Regions from separate parts of the Homo sapiens genome. Here region 2 is linked to region 1. The links are chromatin loops, found by intact Hi-C in ENCODE. Cell type or tissue: heart right ventricle. All regions are shown on one strand. Region 1 overlaps FTO (FTO alpha-ketoglutarate dependent dioxygenase). Region 2 holds the start of LOC105371279 (a long non-coding RNA gene).

Region 1 (5,000 bases):
AAAGGGACTTCGCTATAGGTTGGGGCTATGATAGAGACTTTCGCGAAAGGGATTGGCAATTAAGAAATATAGCAACTGCTTCTGATGATTAAACATTTCAAGCAACTCTGAAGGTAGAATGTGGGGAATCTCCAGAGAAGGAAGGAAATAGAGAGGGAACTAATATTTATAGTTACTCCTATAGTCATCTCCATCTCAGTACAGGACATCTTCATCCTTCCAGTTGTTCAGACCAAAAACCCTGGAAACATCCTTGACTTCGTCTTTCCCATTCCACATTTCACCCATCAGCAAATTCTGTTGCATCTGTCTTCAGAATATATTCAGAATCCAACCACTTCTTACAACGTCTCCTTCTGCCATCCTTCTCCAAGCCACTAGCATCACTCTCCTGGATCATCGCAATTTCTTCCTATCTAGTCTCCTTGCTTCTTTCCTTGCCTTTCCCTACATAGCAATCAAAGTTTAGTCTTCAAAACACAACAAAACAAATCTCTTTTCTGTTCAAACTCTTTTATGTTTCCTCAAAATGTTATACGTAGAGTTACCATATAACCCGGCAATTCCACTCCTAGTTACCCAAGAGAAATGACAATGTATGTCCACACAAAACCTGTACATGAATGTTCACAGCAGCGTTATTCATGATAGCCAAAAGTGGAAAAAACCCAAACGCCCATCAATGATGAATGTACAATTAAAATGTGGCATAACCATACAATGGAATATTATTTGTCAATAAAAAGAATGAAGTACTGGTACCATGCTATAAAATGGTTGAACTTTGAAACCATATGCTCCGTAAAAGAAGCCAGTGACAAAAGGCCACATATTACATGATTCCATGTACAGAATAGACAAATCCATAGAGACTGGAAATAGATTAGTGATTGCCAGGAGCTGGGGAGAGAGGAATGGGGAGTGACTGCTAATGGATGCAGGGTTTCTTTTTCTTTTGTGGTAGTGAAAATGTTCTGAAATTAAGTAGTGGTGACGATTGCATAACTCTATGAATATACTTTCTGGCTTGTATACTTTTTTGAAGGGGAAAATTGTGTGGTATGTTAACGATATCTCAATAAAGCTGCTATTACAACAAAAACAACTTCTTTGGCTTTCTTTCTGATCTTTTTCCCTGAATCGTTTCTGACCTCTTCCCCTACTCTTCTTCTCTTTCTTTTTAACCCACTCAGACTGGCCCCTATTTTGTTCCTCTAACAGGGCAAGTGCTTCCTGCCATGGGCCTTTGTATTTTCTCTTCTCTCTTTTTGTAGAACTTTCTTCCCCCAGGTATCTGCGTGGCTGGTTCACTTGCTTCCTTTAGCTCTCTATTTAAACATCCTATTCTCAGGAGACTTTCTCTGATTACCCGAAAATAGTACTCCCTACTTCATGGCCTGCTGGCGTTCTCTGTTTCTTTCATCCTGTTTTATTTTTCTCTGTATCATCAACATGTGATACACTGTTTTCTTGTTTGTTTTTTATCTGTCTTCCAACATTAAAATGTAAACTCCATGAGGCAGTAACTAGGCTTTGTTTGTGACTGTATCTGCAGTAATACATACCACACCTCTTTTCACTAGACCATTAGCTTGAGGAAGACATGGATTTCCTTGGCACTGGTGTTGAATTGGGACTAACTGTATTTGCAGGAGGAATATTCAGTGTGTCTATTAGATGCTACATTAGAAATCATCAGCTTGGAAGCAGTCTCCATGGGAAAAGTAATTTTGATTCAAAGGGTAGAATGGAACTACTCAGGTTACATGGTCTTTTATTGTCATATAAATCTTTGTACAGAGTTCCTACTTTTTAAACCATTAGCATTATGCTAATATACAAAGTTTGCTACTTTTCATATTTGTCTTACAGATTCAAAGCCTTTAGTTCTTTTCAGTCTTAATTTACCACCTGTCTGCTCTCTCCTTTTCTCCCTTGGAATGTTCTTAAGATTTAATTTTGAAGGAACTTTCTGTCAGATGATTATTGGTAAAGTAAAATGTATTTCTGGGAAGCAGCTGATTACTTGGGCCTTTGATTTATTTATTTATTTTTTTTTTTGAGGAGTTCATATTGCGATATACCTATTTGGTGGTTATTTAGAAAGGCCAAGGTAGGGAGAAAAAGGAAAGAATAAAATATATGTATGCTTTAAAAAAAAGCAAGCATTTAGTTTGGGGAGCCCTCCAAATGTGATTTCTTCTACTCCTGTTTTCCTGCTTCCAAGCATAGGTGGAAGATATTGTCAGTTTCTCTGAACTCCTAAGTTGAAATGTGCAAGTCACTAGGTGGCACTGAAGTATCATTCTCCACACAGCCACGCCATAGAACACTTTTGTTATCTTGCTCCAGCTGACTGGATTTCTAGGTGTCAGGGAAATTGTTTTATTGGTACAGGGCATAGTGTAATATATTCCTCTCCACCCTAGGCAGCTACTTAACGCCCTGAAACATGCACCTCTTGTGGTCATGGCCTGTTAACTATGCTTATTTGGTGTAATAATTAGCAGAATTTCTCACTAACAGGGGTACTTACCAACACCTCACATCTTCACTGTGTTTTTGTACGTGATGGATTGTACATTCTGTGGAGAAAGTTGGGAAGGTCAAAGCTTAACCTCTGCCTAACAGGACTAGTTTTCGCACATTTGTTCAGAATAGGTTTATATTAACTGGCTTTTGAGCTTCTTCAGACCAGAATTGTGTGTAACGTAAACATATTTGAGCTTTTATGTAAGGACCTAGTGAAGGTTTGTAAACACAACACTGTTAATTTTCCAACTCATAGAATGACAGAAAAATAAATGAATAGCTGCTGGAATAATTGGACGACACTTGTTACTCAGAACTGTGAGTGTTGGAAGCGTGTCATAGGAACAGTGGGCCTGCCACAAGCACCACATTTTAGGTTAAAATCGGAGAAGAAAATTACACATGGAATTTTAATTTTTTCCATGGTCGTAAGTTCGGCCCCATTTAATTCTTTGTGGTTTTTACAAGCCCTCTTAGGCTCCTAATATTTCTATAGCAACAATTTCAACGTTTATTTTAGAATGTGGTCAGAATTAACCGACAGAAGACCAAACAGGATAAAATAGGTTTAAAGCAGGAAATACTTTAGCTGGACCACTAACTTACCCTCTATGACCTTAGGCAAACTGTTTGCCGTCTCTGTGCTTTGATTCTCTCATTTCTTAAAATGGAGATTATAATACGCACCCTTGTGTGTCTCCTCCACCAGGTAAAAGTGAAACAATAACTTCTCAATATACCTTTGCTTATATTCAAAGCTCCAGGTAAATATAAGATGTTGCTATAATTACCTAAGAAAGCTAGGAAGATTTTTCTTTGTTGATTCCAAGGTGAGTTGTAGAAATTCCAGAAGATGGATTAATGTAGTCTGAGGGCTCAGACTTCTGCATCTGTGTAGATAGTACCTATTTTCATATACTGTGGCCTGGCTCTGTTTCTGGCCTGGCTCTGTTTCCAAGGTTTAAGTTCCATTCTTTTAACTGTGTATCAACTATTTTCACTTGGTTGTTCTACTTTTACTTAAACCCTTTATATATGTCTGGATTTAGTTGTAGGAAACAGAAACTATGTGAGATAGGGAAATAGGTTGATATAAAGTCATCAGGAGGACCAGAGAAATGGGCTGAAGGTGGAGCCTCCAGAGATGGGCTTCTGAAACAATATTACAGATTGGCTTGCCAGGGTAGCCGCTCATCTGTCACACTCGGGAAGGGCTAAGAATCAGGAGTCATTCCTAGAACTGTTGATTTGTAAGAACACACAACCATAGTTGTAGTTGGGATCAGGAAGGTACCACCATTACAACTGGCATTTGAGAACTACAAAGTGAATGGCCAGATTCTGGAATGTTATTGCCTCATGACTATGTTGCCTGCAGAAAAAGTTGAAACAGCAAGGTGATGGCCTCCATTTTATTTTTGACTTCTGATTCTCACATGCCGCCATTAAATTGGTGAAGCTTATTTCTCATCCAGAACTCCTAGCTGCAAAAGGGTCTGAGAAATAATAGTGTTTACCTTTTCATCCTCTGCACCATAGGAAGGCACAATAAGAGGAGATTGGAAGGGTGCTGAGTGCCACCATATCTACCTCTTCCCCCAGCATGTTTAAAATAAAATATCTTTACCTCCAACTCATATTGCATTTTCTGTCCAGCACAGCAACTAGCTTAGTGGGCCCTCAGTAGATGTGTTAATGACATTGACTTCCTTATTTCTTATATGGCCCCACCTTTCCTAGTCACGTGTCTTGGTACTATGTGAGATTTCAGATCCACCTGCCTACCTGTAACTCTTGATTCCTTTTCATTTCCATTGCTGTCTCCTTGTTCAGGTCCAGCTCCTGTCTGCCTGGGCTTTTGCAGTAGTCTCCTTATCTGGCTTTTGGTTTCTTTCACCGTAACCATATTATAAGTAGATTGGTGTTTAAAAATCAGAACAACAAATAACAAACATCCTTCCACTGTGCTCCTGTCCTTCTCAAAAGCTTTCTGAGGCTCCTCATTACATGCAGGATAGAATCCAGACTCCTTAGCTTGACTTTCAGGACCTTCCATAATCAGGGTGCAATCTATCATTCCAGGCTTATCTTTCATTTTCCCCCTGCTGGAACTGAATTTTAGCCAAAAGGTCTAATCACTGATGTCAGAGTGTCTTGTCCTTTACTAACTTTTCAGCTCTGCTATCCTTTTGCCTGCTTTTAATAGTCTGTTTTCTTTCTCATTTGTTTATTCCTTTGATCACTTAGGCACAGAGTTTTTTTCTCCTTTCTTCATACTTATAGCATGGTTTACTAAGGCATTTTAATTTTATTACCTATATCGTTAGTTTTCTTTTTATGACTATATACTCTCCGCTCCTTTTTATGTCGACAATGTAAATATTTGTTGTGGATTGATTTGTTGATTTTTCATGGTTTAGACATCTACTTGCTTGGGAAAAAGGGGATGGTGGAGGGTCAATCTGGGG
Region 2 (5,000 bases), 1.6 Mb after region 1:
AATGACTGCCTTGAAGGGGATTGGGTTTCTTAGAGGAAAAAAACTTACGATGGTATTAAATATGAAAACTTGAATGTTAATTGTTTTTTTTTTTAATAAAGGTTACCACTTCAAAAATTAGGTCATTTCACGCTAGTGGAAAGAACATGCATTCTCATAAGATAACTGAAAGAAATCACAATTCATGTTCAAAGCATCTTGCTTCTGACACATGGCTGTTAAGTGACAAATGGAAATTTCCTGAGCTCAGTAAAACGAGTTGACAATAGGCTGCTTATAGTTTCTGTCGGAAAGCAGACTGTCAAAAAAAGTTGTAGCAATCATGCACCATCGTTAATGATGACCAGCCAAGCTCTTTGTCTGCAAAGACCATGGACCAAATATTGTCACAGTCAGTCATCGACTGTGCAAGACTCTTTTTGTACCAACCTCATGAAAAGAAATTTTATTTTTAAAGATTGCCTCTCATTACAACAAGTATTACCCCAAACGGTCGAAATAACAAAAAAGAATTTGAAGCCTAGCCAATGACCTGACTGCTTTATACAATATTGATAGGACAACCCCCTGGGCAACAAAGGAATCTGATGGTGCCTCGGTTTTCTTTGTAATGAGATTTGGCCAGGATCAGGAAAATCATGTATTTATTTAAAATGGATACCCTGACTGCTTCTCAAAAGGTTTGAAGTGGCTTGCAAAAACCAACCAACCAAACAAACAAAAAAAGCCAAGATGTTTTAAGACTTAAAAAACGTTAAGAGTACAAAAAAAGAGAAAAGAAATAATCAAATGCATTAGCAGCCCGGGCGAATGCAGCTCCTTTAATTGAGCATTAAACAAACTTAAACGTAGCATTTCCTGTTCCAGAAGCAAGCAGGGCTGAAAACTTGGCTGGTGCACCACTAAAGCTTACCAGTTGTGTTTTCGGCTGGCATCCACTCCAACTGGATGATGCTCATGCTGTATTATATGTTAAATATTGTTATCATTATTCCAGGAGCCAGGCAGAGAATAGGCACTCAATAAATGGCAGCAGTTTTCAGTATTTTTCTCCTGCATTCCCAGCTGCCATATCACCTGCAGCATTCAGTTAATATCTATTTCAAATGCACATAAAATATATTCATGTTTTCCCTTTAAGCATCTGACTGTTAAGTGCCCTCTACCAGCAAAAGGAGGCAAGGACGTGATCTTTCTTGGGGCTCTATTTTCCTCTATAGGAGAAATGAGTACAAGAGGCCACAGCTTAATCGATGTTTACCAAAAATCTGACTTTTTGTTCCTAGCTGGGATTTTGCAACCACATTATAAATAACTTGAGTAACACACGAGGAGGATGCACCAATTCTAGTCCATTGCTGAATAATGTGTAAACACTATATGGAGTTTCTTTCATGTCTGCAAAAAAGGCGGGGGGGGGGCACGTTTCTCTCCTTTTCTCTAATTTTCTTTATATTTAAGTTTCTCACCTCTGGAGGAGTGCATGGAGCTAATTGTGCATTTCCCTTGTGTGAATAAAGGACGGAGTGTCTGCTTTCACTTCAAATTGCTTGGCCCTCAATCAACATCACCATAAATGTGACATATGAATATTAAATCCAAATATTTTATTGGTGCAGATAAATATGATTTGTAAAAAGAGTCAAATTAACAATCCATTACATACTAATGGGCTCTAATCAATAAGTTTAATTTGACTAAAAGGAGAGGGGCGGGGATGGAGGGGGAGAAAAGAGACTCAATTACACCCAAATGGTGCCATTTAAAATTATAAAGGTGACTGACTTCTACAACTTTTCAGCTGTATTCTGACTTGGGGGCTTATGGACCCAACACCGGAGCTGTGTTGAAAGTGAGCATCTGTCTGTGGTTTACACTCATATTTCCAATTATTTTTCTTTAAAATTAACCACTGTAAATACAAAAAGTACTGAGAACAATGCAAACGAACAAGATCCCACAAAACAGAAAGAAAAACGTGTCTTTTAAAAGCCGTATTTGCTCCAGATTAGTTTAGTAAAAATGAAACAATGCACATAAATCCGAAGTTTCTTTTGTCCCGTCTCTATCTTAGCCTTCTCTTTCCCTTCCTCCTTCTCCAGCGGCTGGACTAAATGTTGTATGTTTCCTTCTTGCCTTCATTTCTGTACTTTCACTACATCTAGAGGAATCCAGAAGCCATGGGGAGTAGCACTTGGTGTCTTTGTGAAATTCTACAACTTGCTTTTTCCAACTGTCAACCTAGTTCGTTCCTTTTAACTGTGATGTAGTATTCCACTATGTGATTCTGTCACTTCCTTTATTCTTTTATTTCTCTCTCATTCTCTTACTGATGGATGGTTAGGTTGGATCACCTTACTATAGTTATTCCGACATCAATTAGGGGAAAGGTGCCCAGGTCCCTGATTATTGAAGTAGATTTTAGATCCTTGGACAGATCGCAGCCTCACCTACGGGAAGATCTACATCCCCTCCTCCAGGGCTCTACCGAGGGAGAACCAAGGTAGAAAAGCATGCCTTTCCGGCTGCTGCTTTTGCATCTTATACGGATAGCCGGCTCATGGCAATGTGACTCAAGCTGGCAGGGGTCTTTGAGCATCAAACGTGTCCTCCTTCCCTCTACCTACTTCGGCTCCGGTTTCTCTCCCGAAGCCTAAATAAAGAAGGTAACAGACAACACCTCTATTGGCAGAGGCTTCTGCCTTTTCCGTCAGGCTGGCTGCAGCACATCCGTAATCCTTATGTCAGCCTGCACTCTAGCGTTGCCGGCCCGGTCCAGCATCTGACAGCCGCGAATCCAAAGCTGCCGGCCTCTCGTTTCTAAGCAGCAGCTCACAGCGCCAGCCGCCCTCCCGCAGAAGGGGAACAAAGCCCGGCGGACTAGCTCACTATCTTCTGGGTGGCAAGGAAATCTCAATTATACACCCAAGGGATGTGGTTTGTGAAAAACTAGAAAGAATGTTTAAATTGTGTACGTAAATTGTTTTGTTTTACAAGCTGGGGTAAATCAGCACATTTGCAGCCCATATTTATCTGATCCACTCCATAAGACTCTTTTTGAATGCCTGCCCTTGATGTGGGGTAGATGCCTATGCAAAACATAACCGACCCCTAAATTCAATTAGGGCATTGGGGGGAAAATGGAAATCTTGCTTTGGGGTTAGTCATGACTGCTGAGAACTTCTCAGAATAGTTTCTTGGCTGTAACCGAAGATTGAAATCGAAGGATACGATTTCCAACGGATGCTGAGTAGTCAGAATGTTGGTTCGAGCTAGCCCTTTTAAGAAAAAGATGGTAAGTGAAAGGCCTTCCTCTAATCTGATTTCTGGCTCATTAAAAAAAATTCTTTGTGTCACCCCCAGCATAGGATAGTCAACATTTATTGAGCTGGATATAGTATAATTAATGTTCTCTGTCCCAATAACAATACATGATGGAAGATGGGAATGTATCATTCCATGGGACAAACTTTAAATTGCAAAAAAAAAAAAAAAAAACACCCCAAGGAAAACAATATTTGAAAAGAGAGTGTTTTATTTTTATTCACCTTTTAGCAGGAGAGCACACCCCAGGGATGTGGTTGATGAAGAAGTAGGAGTGTTTAAATTGTATATACAAACTGTTGTGTTTCACGAGCTGGGATAAATCACAGACAGAGGTCATGGTGATCAGAAAAGTTTGAGGTGGTGTGGAACCTAAGCAGGAATAATCTTCTGGCTTTGACCACGGGCTGCTGAACCCTAATCGCTGATAACAGCCGTCGAGCAGCAGAGAAACTCCACTTCATATCGATGTGGCATTTACTTTTTCAGAAAGCCCCCCACTCTGGCCGGCACTTATGGCAAGATAATTAATAGTCCCCTGAGTTATAGATTCCGAGCTAAAGGTAACAGTACATAATGGAAGTCAAGGTCACCCATAATACAGTAGCTTCTATAACAAAGGGGATTATTACTGCAATTACCGTCCTGTTGGAAAGATTTTATAAGTTTTCATCATTTTAATTCTTAAATCTTCCTCTTGCCAGTGAAGTTTAAACTCTCCGATTTATGATGGAGGAATAAAAGCCTCTCTCCTCCCACCACAAAAGCTTTCTCTTTCGGAGCAACCTAGGTGGTTTCTAGTGAGGTCGATGAGAGAAAGACAGCCCTGTTTACCCACGAGGCCTTCAGAAAATCTCCCCAGGCGGGGCATGTCCGCTTCGTGTTGTCCTGTCCTGTGCCGTGTCAGAATACTAAAATACACTCATACCCCTTATGAAGCATAATATTTTCAGCTTAAAATGAGAATGTTTTCTAGTTTTGTTGATAACATTATTATTCATTTGCAGTTGATGGTACTTTTCTTCTCCTCTTGGAGCCAATGATTTTCTCCCCACTCATCCTCACCTGGTCTCAAATATGCTCAGAGGGCCTTGAAAAGTTTGTCTCTGGCCTTTTGCCTGTTGTGTCCAATGAAGATAACAGCTCTGTTTGCCAAGGCCTAAACTCAGGCCGAATGCCCGAGCACATTTTCCACCCAAACTGTTTAGTGGCTAAATTTGCTCCTGGCTGGAAAAACTCCAGCTCCCGTCATACACACGCACGCGCGCACACACATACACACACACAAGCTGTTTTAAAAGTGCTTCTAAAAAAAGAGCTTAGGTCTGAAAATTGTAATTAATTTAATAAGACATCCTGCCCGGAGCAGATCAGAAGCTATATGAGCTTTTTGGGTGAGCCCATGAGTGTGGTGACAGACAACATCACTCCAGTGCTTTCCAAAATGGATTTGAGCTAACACAGCACGCATTTTTATGATCTGGACCATCTTGCTGTCTTTCTGCTCTGGACAAAAGACCGAGCAGACACAATCATCTTTTGAGAATGATGGCATCGTCATTGTCTGCATAGCAGGACTGTAATTAAGCACCAGAAATAGGACAGCTGAGAAGAGACAAAGAGCAGGGAAGGCAGGGGACTGCGAGACAGCATCCTGGGGAGAGACTGCACCAAGA

What was found. A loop is a pair of places that touch in the nucleus more often than their neighbours do. Peaks named below come from ENCODE experiments on the same cell type or tissue, not always from the same donor. Only the 100,000 strongest peaks of a DNase experiment are listed, where the experiment ranks them.
Region 2: it touches region 1 in a loop (4-fold over the local background); 10 of 110 quality-filtered maps call a loop at or near these places.

Annotation. Positions count from the first base shown.
Region 1 is chr16:53,771,044-53,776,043 of GRCh38, forward strand. The region is part of intron 1 of FTO (FTO alpha-ketoglutarate dependent dioxygenase); the gene reads left to right. Among named protein-coding and RNA genes, the nearest start is that of FTO, 69 kb to the left of the region's middle. In heart right ventricle, CTCF peaks have their summits at 2,270 (motif pointing right) and 2,474; no DNase peak of the experiment used is centred here; H3K27ac peaks cover 1,695 bases.
Region 2 is chr16:55,368,473-55,373,472 of GRCh38, forward strand. It overlaps LOC105371279 (a long non-coding RNA gene), which reads right to left and starts at 1,093. Exons shown (of 3, transcript XR_933600.3): 1 at 914-1,093. In heart right ventricle, a CTCF peak has its summit at 2,763; DNase peaks (open chromatin) are centred at 2,789 and 4,499; H3K27ac peaks cover 3,314 bases.